Linked DNA regions of Homo sapiens: region 2 is linked to region 1. Evidence: read pairs that join two places in POLR2A ChIA-PET (ENCODE). Cell type or tissue: OCI-LY7. All regions are shown on one strand.

Region 1 (8,000 bases):
TACTGGATTATAAAACCAAGTTCTGTAGAAAAACTTAACCCGTCTTTCTTAGTGCATTGGGAATTCAGGTCAGGTTCAAGCTGCGGACAGTTGGCCTATGAGTCCTGCTGTAATCCAAGCACCTTTCTGTTGTTACAGGGGTAGTAGCAGTAGCATATGGCAGTGAAAAGTATTGTTCACTTTATATAGATAATAAAAATTTTGAGAATATATACTAGTTTCTCATTATTCACAGGGGATTGGTTCCAGGCCCCTCATGGGCACTACAATCTGCAGATGATGAAGTTTCTTATATAAAATGGCATAAGTATTTCCATATAACCTGTGTACATCCTCTTGTATACTTTAAATAATCTCTAGATTACTTATAATACCTAATAGATTGTAAATGCTAAATAAAGTTGTTATACTGTGCTGTTTTTCTGATTTGTATTTTTTTATTGTTGTATTGCTATTTTTAATTTTTTCCCAATATTTTTGATCCACAGTTGGTTGGATTTTTGTTGTGGAACCTGCAGATGAGGAAGGCTGACTTTATATGATAATATCAAACTGGAAAAATTGATGTTAGAATAAAGATGTGTTTCTGAGATTAAATTAGATTTTAATAAAAATTACCCCAGTCTCAGGTTTTCTATCTGCAATGTGAAATGATCTCAGAGAAGAATAAATTTTAACCATTTACATTATTAAATTGAAATCACTAAAAGTAAAACAAAGGTGTGAGACTATATAATAGATTGTTTTCCTTATTTCAGAGTCTTTGGAACAAATTCTTCCAAGATAAAGAACTTCGATCAATGATTGAACAAGATGTCAAAAGAACGTATGTAGAACTATTTACATGTTACTTTCAATAATTCAAATTGTTGTTATCTCTTTCTAATTTTAACAAAACACAAAATCTGCAGTCAACTTAATTGAATGCAGTATTCTACTTGTGTTAATAACAAACTTGTTTTGACAAATTGTGATAATAAGGATTGTTTTCTACTCTAATGATACACATTTCTATGTTCCCTTTTTAAAAGTAAATTACATTTATAATATTGATAATCTTCAATAATATTTAATTAGTTTTATCAAGTTCCAACAATTATTTGAAGTCATATTTAAGGTTATATTGTATAGTCTTGTTGCCAGAAAAATTTATCCCTTGCTTTATGCATTTGAATCCCTTTCTAACCAAGTTACTTGTTAAAACTTGTTAAATGACAACTGTTATTCTTATCCTCACTTCTCTTCTTCTTGAAGCTATTCAGGTTTGCAAACAATTTCTTCTCTCAATCTACTCAGTATTTACTATATAAAAGGGTAATTTGTTACTTAGCATAATGTCCATAACTTTGATATATTCGACTGAGTCATAGGGTGAGGAGTAAATGGAATTTGTGTCAGAAGATCATAGAGTCGTAACTAACGGATGCTGTAATTGTGGGAAAATTACTTCAACATCTTTCCCTCTCAGTTTCCTCTTGTGTTAAATGGGGATAATAGTAATCATCTCTTATGATATTTGAGGATTAATTAATATCTGTCAGAATAGTAAATTAGATAAGTTTATACTTTAAACTATAAATCATTATATAAATGTTAGTAAACTTAATGTAATCCTTAGGATCTGGGATTAGCCAGGTATGTGCAGAATCGTGAGTATCTCTGGTGGCTTCTTCCAAGTACTTCTGCAGCTTTGCCTGTGTGCTCCACTCCTAGTTCAATTCCTGCTAAATCTATTATAATGTCAAGGCCTCTCGCTCTCTGATATTCATTTCTTTGCAAGTTATAAATACTGAATAATAAGATGACATGAACTACTACTAAGTTTGTAGTACATATTTAACAAATACAATTTCTTTAAAATGAAAATAATTCAGAGGAATCACAGGTTTAGAGTAAATGAAACCACAGGTAATTGGCAGTGGTAATAGGGTATGGGGTGGGAAGTTTGGGATGATTTTGGTTAGCTTGAGTTATCCAGTTAACTCAGGAGTAACCCAGTTAGGGAAGCTACTCTCAGAGGTATGGGTGATAGTGCTTGGTCTCCCTAGTATATAGGTGCAGAAAGTAGAGCACCATTGTATTAGCACACAGGAGTCCTGGTACTCAGTAAATATTTGAATAAAACAAAAGAAGGAGTTGCCTCAGTAAGTATATAGTTAATCAGTGGTAGTAAACAGGCCTTTTAAAAACAAAATGTGCAGTATATATTGTTAACTAAACTGTAAAGGCATCCCTTTTTAAAAATGCTAGGTAGTTATATTTAAAAACTTGCCAACTTCAGATTGATCTGTCTAATGAGCAGGATTATAATTAATCTCTCTACAGTTATCAAATGTAAATGAAGGGGCCACAGCGCTGGTGCCGAGTCACAGAGTCAGAGGCCATGGGGGCCAGATTGACTTAAAGAAATAGCAAACAAGAAAGGGGGAAAATAAACCTCTGATAGCCACACCAAACAGGCAGTGATACTGGGAATTTTTTCATCATTTTAGTTACGTAGTTCGAACATTTCTGCTTTGTTATGTAAGAAAGTGTTAGTTCTTGAAAACTTCTATATTTTCTGTTTTTTTCTTACAAAAATGCAAGATATATACACAGATACATATATACATATACATATACATATACATATGTATATTATACACATACATATATATGTATATTATACATATATGTATATTATACACATACATATATATGTGTATTATACACATACATATATATGTGTATTATACACATACATATATATGTATATTATACACATACATGTGTGTGTGTGTATGTACACACACATACAGTGTTTTTCTTAAAATGTATCTCTACTAGTTGATTTTAATTAAAATGGCAAACCAGTGACCCAAAGAAGGTAGCTAGGAGGCCCTATAGTTGATAGAATAGTAGGGAAATGTATTAGCGTTCTCTAGAGGGACAGAACTGTTAGGAAAGATGTATATATAAAGGGGAGTTTATTAAGGAGTATTGACTCACATGATCATGGTGAAGTCCCACAATAGGCCATCTGCAAGCTGACAAGCAAGGAAGCCAGTCCGAGTCCCAACACCTTAAAAGTAGGGAAGCCGACAGTGCAGCCTTCAGTCTATGGCTGAAGGCCCCAAGAGCCCCTGGCAAACTGCTGGTGTAAGTCCAAGAGTCCAAAACCTGAAGAACTTGGAGTCTGATGTTCGAGGGCAGGAAGCATCCACCGTGGGAGAAAGATGAAGGCTGGAAGATTCAGCAAGCCTGCTCTTTCCACCTTCTTCTGCCTGCTTTATTCTAGCCACACTGGCAGCTGATTAGATGGTGCCCATCCAGAGTGAGGATGGGGCTGCCTCTCTGAGTCCACTGACTCAAATTTTAATCTCCTTTGGCAACACCCTCACAGACACACCCAGGAACAATACTTTGCATCCCTCAGTCCAATCAAGTTGACACTCAATATTAACCATCACAGGAGGGTTCCATATCTTATTCTCTTGAAGACTCTCCCATGGCTCTCTCCACATTTAGATTAAGTCTCCTTGTCATTTCTATATAAATTTTCTGGCAAATACTTAGCTTGTGAGGTAAGGCGGTTAGTCTTATTTTAAGTCCACCAAATTATTTAATTGTAAAAGCTGAATAGCTTGTATAAATTTAGTTTACATCTTTATAAGGTACTATATGATCTAAAATATATGATTTTCATTTCAGTCTATGAGGAATTTCCTAATAATATAAAAGAAGTACAGCCCAGATAAGGTTATAAAGTGTTACTTGTTTTCTAGCTTTGTGATAAGAATTTTTGAAAAAATGTATATTTATGGAGCATCGCTATGTTCCATAATTGCCCTTTGCACTGTGGGGGACAGAGTGGAGTGGTGAATAACACAGATAGGATGCTGCCATCACAGGTTGTATATTTTAGTGTGGTGTCGGGGAGAGTGGTGAGACAGTAAGCATGTATAGATAAAGAGAATAATTACAGAGGGTGATCATTTTTCTGAAGAAATAAGGCAGAGTAACTAGATAGCTAGAAGGAGAGTAGCCAGTGGGATGGCTACTTTAGGAATAGTGATTGGAGAAGACATCTTTGAGAAGATGACATTTGAGCTGAGATGTGAAAAAATTTAAAGGCCAGACATCTGAAGAACTAGGGCAAGAACATGTAGACAGAGGGAGTAGCTAGGGCAAGGTTAGTTTCTCAATGAAAATGAGCTCAGTGTTTAGAGGAGCAAAAAGAAGTCAGTTCGGCTAGAGCAAGTGCTTTAGAGAAGGAAATCTGAGAGGAGAGCAAAGGCCAGGACAGTCTTGTAGACCACAGTAAAAAGTAAAGATTTATTCTGATTGCAATAGGAAGCTTTTGGAGGACATTGAGCAGTGGCATGATACCTACAAAGATAATTATGGCTGCTGTGCAGTGGGGCAAAGGTGGATGTAAGAATGGAAGCTGGAAAAGCAACTAGGAGTCTATTGGAGTATTTCAAGTTAGGTAATGTTAGCGATTTATTAGACTAAAAATGTAGTAATAAAGACAGGAGTAGGTAGATGGGTTGGGGATATGTATTTTATGTTTCAAAATACAAATTAGGGGATCATTATGTGTAGTTTTCTCACATTCATAAGTTTCTGTTCCGTTTTTACTGCTCTGTTTCAGATCCTTTTTACCTCCTGCCCACAGTCACTTACTTGTTTAATTGTTTTCTTGGGATCTAGTGTTTTTCCACTTCCAGTCCATTCCATGTGTTAACAGCCTAATCACTCTACTCAAAGCAGATTTATAATCACTCTATTTGCCTAATCCAGAACTTTCTATGACTCCCTGTGCCCTGAAGAAGAATGGACTTACTCAGTTTCTCTAATACATACCCAGTTCCCTTTTAGACAAGTGCTTCTGGCATTATTCAATGAACAGGTTTTGTGCTTTCCATTTTCAATGTTTTGGAATCTTTCATGCTCTCCTCTGCTGGAATGCTGCTTCCCTCTGCTTCCTGTTAGATTCCTAACAGCTAACCATTCAAGGCCTGAGTTCATCACCCAAGTTTATGAAACATTTTCCAGTCTTGGCAATTGGAAATCATTTGTGCCTAGTCTGTGTTCTATAGAATTTTCTTAATAACTTTTTAATATTATTTAATTTTGTTTGGTCTTTTATTTATTTAGGTCCATCTGTCAGTGTATTCAATACATTTATATTGATCTCCTTAGTGTACCAGGCACTAGAGATGCCAAGATAAATGTGATATGGACCCTTAAGAAGCTTACAGAGAAAACAGGAAAAAAAAATTACAATGCAGGATTATTGGTGTCATTAAGAGAAGCAGTATGTACAAGAGCTCTTGTGTTAGCCCAGATCTTACCTTTCAAACCTAGTAGTAAACCCTTTGAAGGCATGGACCTAGTCTTGTTTTTGTCTCACTGGTTATCACCAAGTTGATGCTTAATAAATGATCATTGATTGTGAATCTTATCACTGATGATCAGTGTTGTTCAATTTTAGTAATTATCTCAAACATCTTTAAATTTTCACAGACATAAGCACACTTCAAAAAATAATATTATCAACTTTCTAGTATGAGTTTAAACAAGATAATTTGATTTCATGAGCTGTGATTCTGCCATCATTATTTAATTTATTTGATCTGGATACGTCACTGTATTAAATATTATCTTCCTCTTCAGCCAATTTTAATATTCCTTTATGTCACCCTTTTTTGCCTCAAAGCGTTTTGCAATCATTTCAATTAATTGTTCTTTATCTTAACCTAATGAGGTTGTTACTATTCCCATTTTTATTACTGAAAAAACTGATAATCAAAAGGTAAATCAAGGAATTTCCATTTACAGCATTCTAATTTAGAACTTGAATTGTCTATTCTGAACAAATGTTGCCATGTTTCAAAAGCTGTAACATTAAAAGAAATTCAGTATTATTTAAAATGGTGGAAATAGTGAGTTCACGATAAAATATCATTTCCATATTAGATGCCAAAGAAGTATGTTATTTGGTCTATCAAGGTCTATTCTAAAAATATATATGCAGCATCTATAACATCATTTGCAGATTAACATATTTATAAGCTATTGCCAAATAGTCTCATCTTTTCTTCAAATGTGTTTTCCCTCTCTTGAATTAAATGATTAAATTTCTTTAACTGACTTTTATAATTGTAACTTTGACCATATTTAAAAGTTTATCTGATTGCCTATTGATATGCTGTTATCATCTTCAATATTTGATCTTTTGTATTTCTAGTTATTGTAGTTAACATTTTAGGTAGCTCATTCATAATTTAATTATTCTTTTTCTTACTTGTATCTCCATGGTGAGTTTTTAAAGATGCAGCTTTCTTGGGCCAGGTGTGTTGGCTCATGCCTTCAATCCCAGCACTCTGGGAGGCCAAGGCAGGAGGATCACTTGAGCCCAGGAATTTGAGACCAGCCTGGGCAACATGGCAAAACCGTCTCCACAGAAAACACAGAAATTAGCCATTAGCCAGACATGGTGGCACACACCTGTAGTCCCATCTACTTGGCAGGCTGCAGTTGGGGGATCTCTTGATCCCAGGAGGTTGAGACTGCAGTAAGCTGTGGTCATGCCAGTGCACTCCAGCCTGGGTAAAAGAGTGAGATCCTGTCTTAAAAAAAAGTAACTTTCTCATCTTAATGTTTCCTTTTGTTTATAGTGTATATGTATGCCATGCTTCAAACATAATCTATTTAAGCAAATTTTGTCTTCTCAGTTTTTTAAGTCTTATAATTTGATATTTTGCAAGCAAACTTTGTCTCCTCAATTAAAACACACCTTATTTGATATTTTCTGGATTCATTAATAATTGCTTGCAAGAGAAAAGGAGCAGGTAGGGAAGTAAAAAAAAATTCTTTAAATTCTTTTTTAAAAATTATAGATATGTGCTGTACTGTTTGGTAGATACCAGGCATATGTGGCTGTTTAAATATAAATTTAAATAAAATTAAAAATTTTAGTCATCACAGTAGCTATAGCTGATAATGGCTACTGTATATACTGTACTGGACAACTCTTACAGAGGATACTTCCATTCTTACAGAAAGTTCTTTGGACAGTGCTGTATAGATAATTCATTATTATGCTCGCCCCAGCAGCACAAATATTAAAATTGGAATGATAATTCATTATTGTTTTATTTTTGTGTAATATGTAATGTAAATGTCTACATTTTGCTTTTTATTCATGTTGAACTTTTAGATATGGCCTCTGTGAAACATTTACTTTTATTTCTTTTCTCTCACCTTTAGAAAATGACATGAATTTTTACAGTAAATCTTTCCTGAATTTTTGGTCAAATGTAGTTATTATGTTACATTGTAGTATGTGGATGGAAACTAGATTAGTTTTGAATTTTTTTCTATGTTAAGCATATTCGAAAGTTATTTTACTGAGTAATTTATTGATTTTTTTTTTTAATTTAAAGATCCTCTTTCTCAGTTCCTATTTTGAAAAAGAAATACTCCCAGTAATTTGGTCCATTGATGTCACACTTTACAAAGTTAAGATGTCCTAAATGTCGGTATCTCCTACACAGTTTCCTCCAAGCCCATTTTTTATTGAAATAAAAAACAAATTCCTCTGGGAAGAAGGATTTTACAAGCAATTTCAGAGCAGAATTGATTTTGGTGTGTGTTAATGCCGACAATCTGCCCAGTGTTAAAATGTTAAAGAGAAAAAAAAAATACAAGCTGCCATATTCCTGTGATCACACCAAAATAGCAGCTTGTATTTATATTTTCAGTCTCCTCGAGGTGGACTGCAGGCACACATGAATGAGTGGATGTACTTGGTGTTGTGTTGTGATTTTATTTAATGCAGGCAAAGTACATGCTTGTGCATGCACGACCAGCCCTCACATATGCACTTGTTCACAGCCGAGAAAGTGAAAACTACAACACAAGCCGCTCTCTAAGAGTTGTCGGCAACCTGTGTGTGTTTCTTAAATATTAAAGAGGGGGGAAAACAGATTTTCAGGAATATGAAAAATAATGCT
Region 2 (8,000 bases), 53 kb after region 1:
ACTGAGCAACGTTAGCACATGATTGTAAAAAAGGAGAAATCATTACATGCAGGTAGTACACATTCAATCAATTCTGAGCTTATGTCTCTGGTGAAATAAAAAAGTATATAATGTAAATGATATTTAATCTGAATAACAAAAAAGCAGCTCTTTGACTCTGGCTCAAGCTGTTAGGTGAGGTGACTGCTGTTTGGGATTGATGTTTATTGGTGGCCCAGTGGGGAAAGGCTATCACTTTTATTCTTTGTCATTCCTCCCATGCGTTTCTCTAACCCACATCATATTTTAAGTTCTGTTTTCCTTTTTTTTCTTATCTATTTTTTTCTTTTCATTATTTCTTTCTTTTGGGGAGTAGTTTGTGGGATAGTGGTAAAAAATGGGTGCTGATGACCACCAGTGTGAGCATGCTAAGCAAGCAATGACAATTAATACAACAACAACAAAAGTTGTACGATTAGCTTCAGCTCCATAAGTGTCTAATGAGCCATTTGTCAGTCTTTTGGTGAAATAAACTACTCTATCTTAATTCTCCACTCTTGCAGTAAATAAATAAAAGTTATGAAACACCCGGGCAACAATAAAATATAATTTATTTCATAGGGCATGACAGAACTCTTTACATATCTAAAATGAACATGTTATTTACAAATGACTTGTGATACTCATATAAACCATGGATCTGTGTGTTAACTGCTTTCATTAGGGAGATATGCATTTTTTTCCTAATTGTTTAATCGTTTAAATGTATCATTACTCCTAAAGGCATGTGAGTTAAAGTGACTTCTCTTGGTGCGATTAACTCATAAGGCTAAGAAGAACCTCAGAAATGAGCTCTTCTGCAGCTGAAGACATTAAGAATTTAATGGAAAGGACAAAACAATAATTTTCATTTGGGAACCTCTCAGCTCTCTGCTGATTATCTTCCTGCCCTTATTTATTTTTAGGAACCCCAACCTCTAAAAAGTTTTTAAGCATTGCTATACATCAGTCAAACAGAACAATGTTGTAAGCTTCTTGTACTTGTATTTCGTACTAGGTAGAAAGTTACAATCACCATACTGATTTAAAATGCATGGGAAATGAGAAGTATCACTCAAATGAAAGCCCAGATATTTAAAAAGTAGTAATTAGTTATTTTAAACAGAAAAATCATACACACAACTGGTTTTCAGAATAATGTATACCAGTGATTCTCAAGTGTCATCCCAGAACCAGCAGCACCAGCCATCACCTGAGAGCTTGTCAGAAATTCAGACTCTTCAGTCCCACCCACCTACTTAACCAGAAAGTGTTAGAGGCGACTAAGAATCTATGTTTTAACATGCCCTGAAAGTGATTCTGATGTACAGTAAAGTTTGTGAACCACTGATATATACTGATAGACTAATTGAAGCAAAAATAAAACATTGTGGGACATTTATTAATTCCTCATGTATGTATAGAATCCCAAAGAAAGCAAGTGGATTTCTTTCAGTTTTGGATAATTTCCATCAGATGCCATTAATCTCATTTTCAACTCCACCTATTTGAGTTTCTGCTACTTTTCCCCATTTCTTTTTCTCAGTTTTAATACACCTTTTTCTCTACCCGTTTTGCAAGGTAATGATAGAATTTGTAGTTAAATTCCATGTTACTCAGCCTGTGATTGTCTATTCCTAATAACCAAATATCTCAGTCTAGAATTTAGAGATTCTAGTGTTTGGTGGTATTTTGTTTCAGTTTCAATTTCAAATTTATTTCAAAGCTATTCATAAAAAATACACTTAGAATGAAGAGAACAGGTTTCTTCTGGTGCCATCCAGGTGAATCTTTGATGAAGTAGGCAGGTATCTCTGGTAGGAATGGGTCATATACTCCACAACGGCTAATAAAGGATTATTAGAATTTAGTGCGTTTTGCCTGCAGCCTTTATGATTAACTACTGTGGCCAGTAGATTGACCCCATGAATGAAATTGAGTCTAAAGTGGAAAGTGGCAAGAGAAATCAGAAAAAAAGACAGCCAAGAAGAATTGTATGAGAGGTAAATTAAAGCCAGTGATAATTATAGCCAGTTTTGTTTAAAAGGCATTTCTTCATCCCTTACTACTCAGAGTGTAGTGCGAGGACCAGCAACACTGCGTCACCTGCAAACTTGGTGGAAATGCAGAACCCCAGGTCCCATATCAGGGTAGCCCACTGACAATTCGCATTTTACCAAGATGCCCAGGAGATTTGCATATACACTAAAAATGGAGAATCGCTTGCTTAATATATTAGCAGGCAGTGGATTTGGTCAAAGATTGATAGTGAAGGCATTTATTAAAGCAATGTTGTACTTTTACATGAAGAATTCCATGGGGCTGTGATAGTTCCAAGGTGATTTTCAGCAAATACACAATGCTATTGCAATTATAGGAGAAATTATTTGTCCAATTTAACTTATTTTGGAATAAATTAATTATGGAACTATTAAATGTGATGAATGATCTTTAAATTTTACTTGTCTCTTCCCAAGAATTTAAAGTCCAAGATGATATTGTAAGTATGAGGTGGGGGGGCTCCATCTAATGGACGACTTTTTATGTTGTAGAGACAGGGTCTCGCTCTGTCACCCAGGCTGGAGTGCAGTGATGTGATCGTAGCTCACTGCAGCCTCCAGCTCCTGGACTCAAGGGATCCTCCCACGTCAGCTTCCCAAGTAGCAAGAATTACAGGGATGTGTCTCCACACCTGACTAATTTTTTTGTTGTTGTTTTTTAGAGATGAGGTCTTGCTGTGTTGCCCAGGCTGATCTCAAGCCCTTGGGCTCAAGTGATTCTCCCACCTAAGTGTTAGGATTACAGACATGAGCCTCTACTCTTGTCCCAAGGGATAATTTAGATTTAAATCTAAACTCAAAAAATTCCGAGCTCAGACTTTCTTTGATTTTTTTTTTTAAGTGATAGAAAGTGTAGGGATTTTTATATTTTTACAACTCAGTTGCTTCATCTCAGGAAATTAAGAAAGTGAGGCATGTTTATTATTACTCTTCCCTCCTGCTATGTCAGAAAAAAAATTTAGGCTTATGATTTTAGGTAACTTGTCAATAATTTTTTTTAATTTAATTTGTACCTGAGAAAAATTGCTATAGTTAGTTCTCAATTATCTATATTGAGAGGAAACAAGAACAGTTTTAAAGGTGACTACTGAAATAAGTGACTGTGTCATGAGGAGCATTTCAAAAGACTAGATTATTTTGAATTAAGACAGACTAAACCAAATTTACTTAAATATATATAGTCATTAAACAAGTGGTTTCAGGTGCTTGATATCAGATGCCCTCATAGCATCACTATGAGTTAGACAAAAACGAATACTGTTCCCTGAGACATCAAGAAGCTGAGTAACATATCCAATTCACATAGTTGGTACTTGAAGGATCTACATCCAAAACCTTATCTCTGACTCCTGGGCCAAGTACCACCCTCTTGAAAAGCAATCTGTGTAAACCAAAGAAACAAAACTTTAGGTTGTAAAACATACATGTAAAAGTATATAATTTAAATAAAGGTAAATTTTAATTGGTGTTGAATTACATACAATGTCAGCTAACACAGTAATTGGCAAGCCATTCTGTAGAACACAATAGAAAGTCCATATATTCAAGTATATTATACAAATTAGCTTATACTAATAGTGAACACCTATTGAATCTGGTCTCCATGCTTATGTGTGTTAATATTATAAAGGTGACTTCAAATTTGTATAGAAGGATAGAATATTCAGTAAATAGTGTTGACATAATTTATTATCTATTTGGGACAATGGATAATAAATCTGTTATGCATACCCCACTCCATATGCTGAAATTAATTCCATATAATGTAAGAATTAAACGTGAAAGGAAACTGCTTTAAAAAGCTAGGAAAAATGTAGCTATATATTAATGTATTCTTGGGTATGGCTGGACCTTTCTATGTATGATTTCAATGCAAGAAACCCATTAAGGAGATGTTGATGGGTTTTACTGAATAAAAATGTTCAATATATCATGGGAAACCATTATCAATTGAAGGACAGTACATTAGGAAAAATGTTTACAAGTATATGGCAAAGCATTAATATCCTTAATATATTAAAATTTCTTACAAATAAATAGGAAAAGGATTAGTAACTGAATAGAAAAATGGGCAGGTGGTACAGACAGTTTTAGATGTATGTGTATGTATATGCCCATAAGCATTTGAAAAAAAATTAACTTTGTAATCAAAACCATGCTAATTAAAGCAAGGGTATGTCATATTTGCTTATTAGGTTAGCAAAGGTGAAGCCAAAATAATTCAGTGTACCCCATATTTGGAAGGTTTCATGGAAAGGATCAATTTCACAGTTTGTTTCAAAATTCATAAAGCTATGTATAAACTTTACCATCCAATTGTATTATTGGGATTTATTAAAACCATATAATTAATGATCTACAGAGTTTTTGCTTTAAAGATTTTTTGGCAATAGTATTATACTGAAAAATTCTTTTATTATTATTATTATACTTTAAGTTTTAGGGTACATGTGCACAATGTGCAGGTTAGTTACATATGTATACATGTGCCATGCTGGTGTGCTGCACCCATTAACTCGTCATTTAGCATTAGGTATATCTCCTAATGCTATCCCTCCCCCCTCTCCCCACCCCACAACAGTCCCCAGAGTGTGATGTTCCCCTTCCTGTGTCCATGTGTTCTCATTGTTCAATTCCATCTATGAGTGAGAATATGGGGTGTTTGGTATTTTGTCCTTGCGATAGTTTGCTGAGAATGATGATTTCCAATTTCATCCCCGTCCCTACGAAGGACATGAACTCATCATTTTTTATGGCTGCATAGTATTCCATGGTGTATATGTGCCACATTTTCTTAATCCAGTCTATCATTGTTGGACATTTGGGTTGGTTCCAAGTCTTTGCTATTGTGAATAGTGCCGCAATAAACATACGTGTGCATGTGTCTTTATAGCAGCATGATTTATAGTCCTTTGGGTATATACTCAGTAATGGGATGGCTGGGTCAAATAGTATTTCTAGTTCTAGATCCCTGAGGAATCGCCACACTGACTTCCACAATGGTTGAACTAGTTTACCGTCCCACCAACAGTGTAAAAGTGTTCCTATTTCTCCACATACTCTCCAGCACCTGTTGTTTCCTGACTTTTTAATGATTGCCATTCTAACTGGTGTGAGATGGTATCTCATTGTGGTTTTAATTTGCATTTCTCTGATGGCCAGTGATGATGAGCATTTTTTCATGTGTCTTTTGGCTGCATAAATGTCTTCTTTTGGAAAGTGTCTGTTCATATCCTTTGCCCACTTATTGATGGGGTTGTTTGTTTTTTTCTTGTAAATTTGTTTGAGTTCATTGTAGATTCTGGATATTAGCCCTTTGTCAGATGAGTAGGTTGCAAAAATTTTCTCCCATTTTGTAGGTTGCCTGTTCACTCTGATGGTAGTTTCTTTTGCTGTGCAGAAGCTCTTTAGTTTAAATAGATCCCATTTGTCAATTTTGGCTTTTGTTGCCATTGCTTTTGGTGTTTTAGACATGAAGTCCTTGCCCATGCCTATGTCCTGTGAATGGTAATGCCTAGGTTTTCTTCTAGGGTTTTTATGGTTTTAGGTCTAACGTTTAAGTCTTTAATCCATCTTGAATTAATTTTTGTATAAGGTGTAAGGAAGGGATCCAGTTTCAGCTTTCTACATATGGCTAGCCAGTTTTCCCAGCACCATTTATTAAATAGAGAATCCTTTCTCCATTGCTTGTTTTTCTCAGGTTTGTCAAAGATCAGATAGTTGTAGATATGTGGCGTTATTTCTGAGGGCTCTGTTCTGTTCCATTGATCTATATCTCTGTTTTGGTACCAGTACCATGCTGCTTTGGTTACTGTAGCCTTGTAGTATAGTTTGAAGTCAGGTAGCATGATGCCTCCAGCTTCGTTCTTTTGGCTTAGGATTGACTTGGCGATGCGGGCTCTTTTTTGGTACCATATGAACTTTAAAGTAGTTTTTTCCAATTCTGTGAAGAAAGTCATTGGTAGCTTGATGGGGATGGCATTGAATCTATAAATTACCTTGGGCAGTATGGCCATTTTCACAATATTGATTCTTCCTACCCATGAGCATGGAATGTTCTTCCATTTGTTTGTATCCTCTTTTATTTCATTGAGCAGTGGTTTGTAGTTCTCCTTGAAGAGATCCTTCACATCCCTTGTAAGTGGGATTCCTCAGTATTTTATTCTCTTTGAAGCAATTGTGAATGGGAGTTCACTCATGATTTGGCTCTCTGTTTGTCTGTTGTTGGTGTATAAGAATGCTTGTGATTTTTGTACATTGATTTTGTATCCTGAGACTTTGCTGAAGTTGCTTATCAGCTTAAGGAGATTTTGGGCTGAGACAATCGGGTTTTCTAGATAATACAATCATGTCGTCTGCAAACAGGGACAATTTGGGAAATTTATAGCACTAAATGCCCACAAGAGAAAGCAGGAAAGATCCAAAATTGACACCCTAACATCACAATTAAAAGAACTAGAAAAGCAAGAGCAAACATTCAAAAGCTAGCAGAAGGCAAGAAATAACTAAAATCAGAGCAGAACTGAAGGAAATAGAGACAAAAAAAACCCTTCAAAAAATTAATGAATCCAGGAGCTGGTTTTTTGAAAGGATCAACAAAATTGATAGACCGCTAGCAAGACTAATAAAGAAGAAAAGAGAGAAGAATCAAATAGACACAATAAAAAATGATAAAGGGGATATCACCACCGATCCCACAGAAATACAACCTACCATCAGAGAATACTACCAACACCTCTACGCAAATAAACTAGAAAATCTAGAAGAAATGGATAAATTCCTCAACACATACACTCTCCCAAGACTAAACCAGGAAGAAGTTGAATCTCTGAATAGACCAGTAACAGGATCTGAAATTGTGGCAATAATCAATAGCTTACCAACCAAAAAGAGTCCAGGACCAGATGGATTCACAGCCGAATTCTACCAGAGGTACAAGGAGGAACTGGTACCATTCCTTCTGAAACTATTCCAATCAATAGAAAATGAGGGAATCCTCCCTAACTTATTTTATGAGGCCAGCATCATCCTGATACCAAAGCCGGGCAGAGACACAACCAAAAAAGAGAATTTTAGACCAATATCTTTGATGAACATTGATGCGAAAATCCTCAATAAAATACTGGCAAACCGAATCCAGCAGCACATCAAAAAGCTTATCCACCATGATCAAGTGGGCTTCATCCCTGGGATGCAAGGCTGGTTCAATATACGCAAATCAATAAATGTAATACAGCATATAAACAGAACCAAAGACAAAAACCACATGATTATCTCAATAGATGCAGAAAAGGCCTTTGACAAAATTCAACAACGCTTCATGCTAAAAACTCTCAATAAATTAGGTATTGATGGGACGTATCTCCAAATAATAAGAGCTATCTATGACAAACCCACAGCCAATATCATACTGAATGGGCAAAAACTGGAAGCATTCCCTTTGAAAACTGGCACAAGACAGGGATGCCCTCTCTCACCACTCCTATTCAACATAGTGTTGGAAGTTCTGGCCAGGGCAATTAGGCAGGAGAAGGAAATAGAGGATACACTGAAAAATTCTATAAATTTAAATGCCTAAAAATAGAGGAATAATTTAATAGGTAATAGTATATACATATAAGGGAAAAGTATACATTCACTTTAAATGACTCTTCAGTGGTTAATATTTGTTGACATAGAAAAAAGATTATAATATGCGTGTTATGGTCATATTTTTATTATAAAGTAAATTTGTTTATATATTATATGTGCATAAAAATAAAATTGGAAAAGCATAATCCAAAATAATTTCTGGGCAATGAGATTAGGGGTATCTTTTTTTCTTCCTTTTGCTTATGCTTTTGTTTGCTAGCTTTCCTGAGACATATACAGATTGCTTTTGGAATAAGGAAAAATTTATTTTAATAGTCAGCCTTGACATTA

The links. ChIA-PET counts read pairs that join two places held together with the same protein. Peaks named below come from ENCODE experiments on the same cell type or tissue, not always from the same donor. Only the 100,000 strongest peaks of a DNase experiment are listed, where the experiment ranks them.
Region 2: POLR2A ChIA-PET joins it to region 1 with 8 read pairs; 2 of 35 experiments call an interaction of 5 or more read pairs at or near these places.

Annotation. Positions count from the first base shown.
Region 1 is chr3:17,396,007-17,404,006 of GRCh38, reverse strand. It overlaps TBC1D5 (TBC1 domain family member 5), which reads left to right. Exons shown (of 23, transcript NM_001349074.2): 8 at 759-826. Among named protein-coding and RNA genes, the nearest start is that of TBC1D5, 340 kb to the left of the region's middle. In OCI-LY7, no CTCF peak of the experiment used is centred here; a DNase peak (open chromatin) is centred at 4,626; H3K4me3 peaks cover 874 bases; H3K27ac peaks cover 1,260 bases.
Region 2 is chr3:17,342,572-17,350,571 of GRCh38, reverse strand. The region is part of intron 13 of TBC1D5 (TBC1 domain family member 5); the gene reads left to right. Among named protein-coding and RNA genes, the nearest start is that of PLCL2-AS1, 290 kb to the right of the region's middle. In OCI-LY7, no CTCF peak of the experiment used is centred here; no DNase peak of the experiment used is centred here.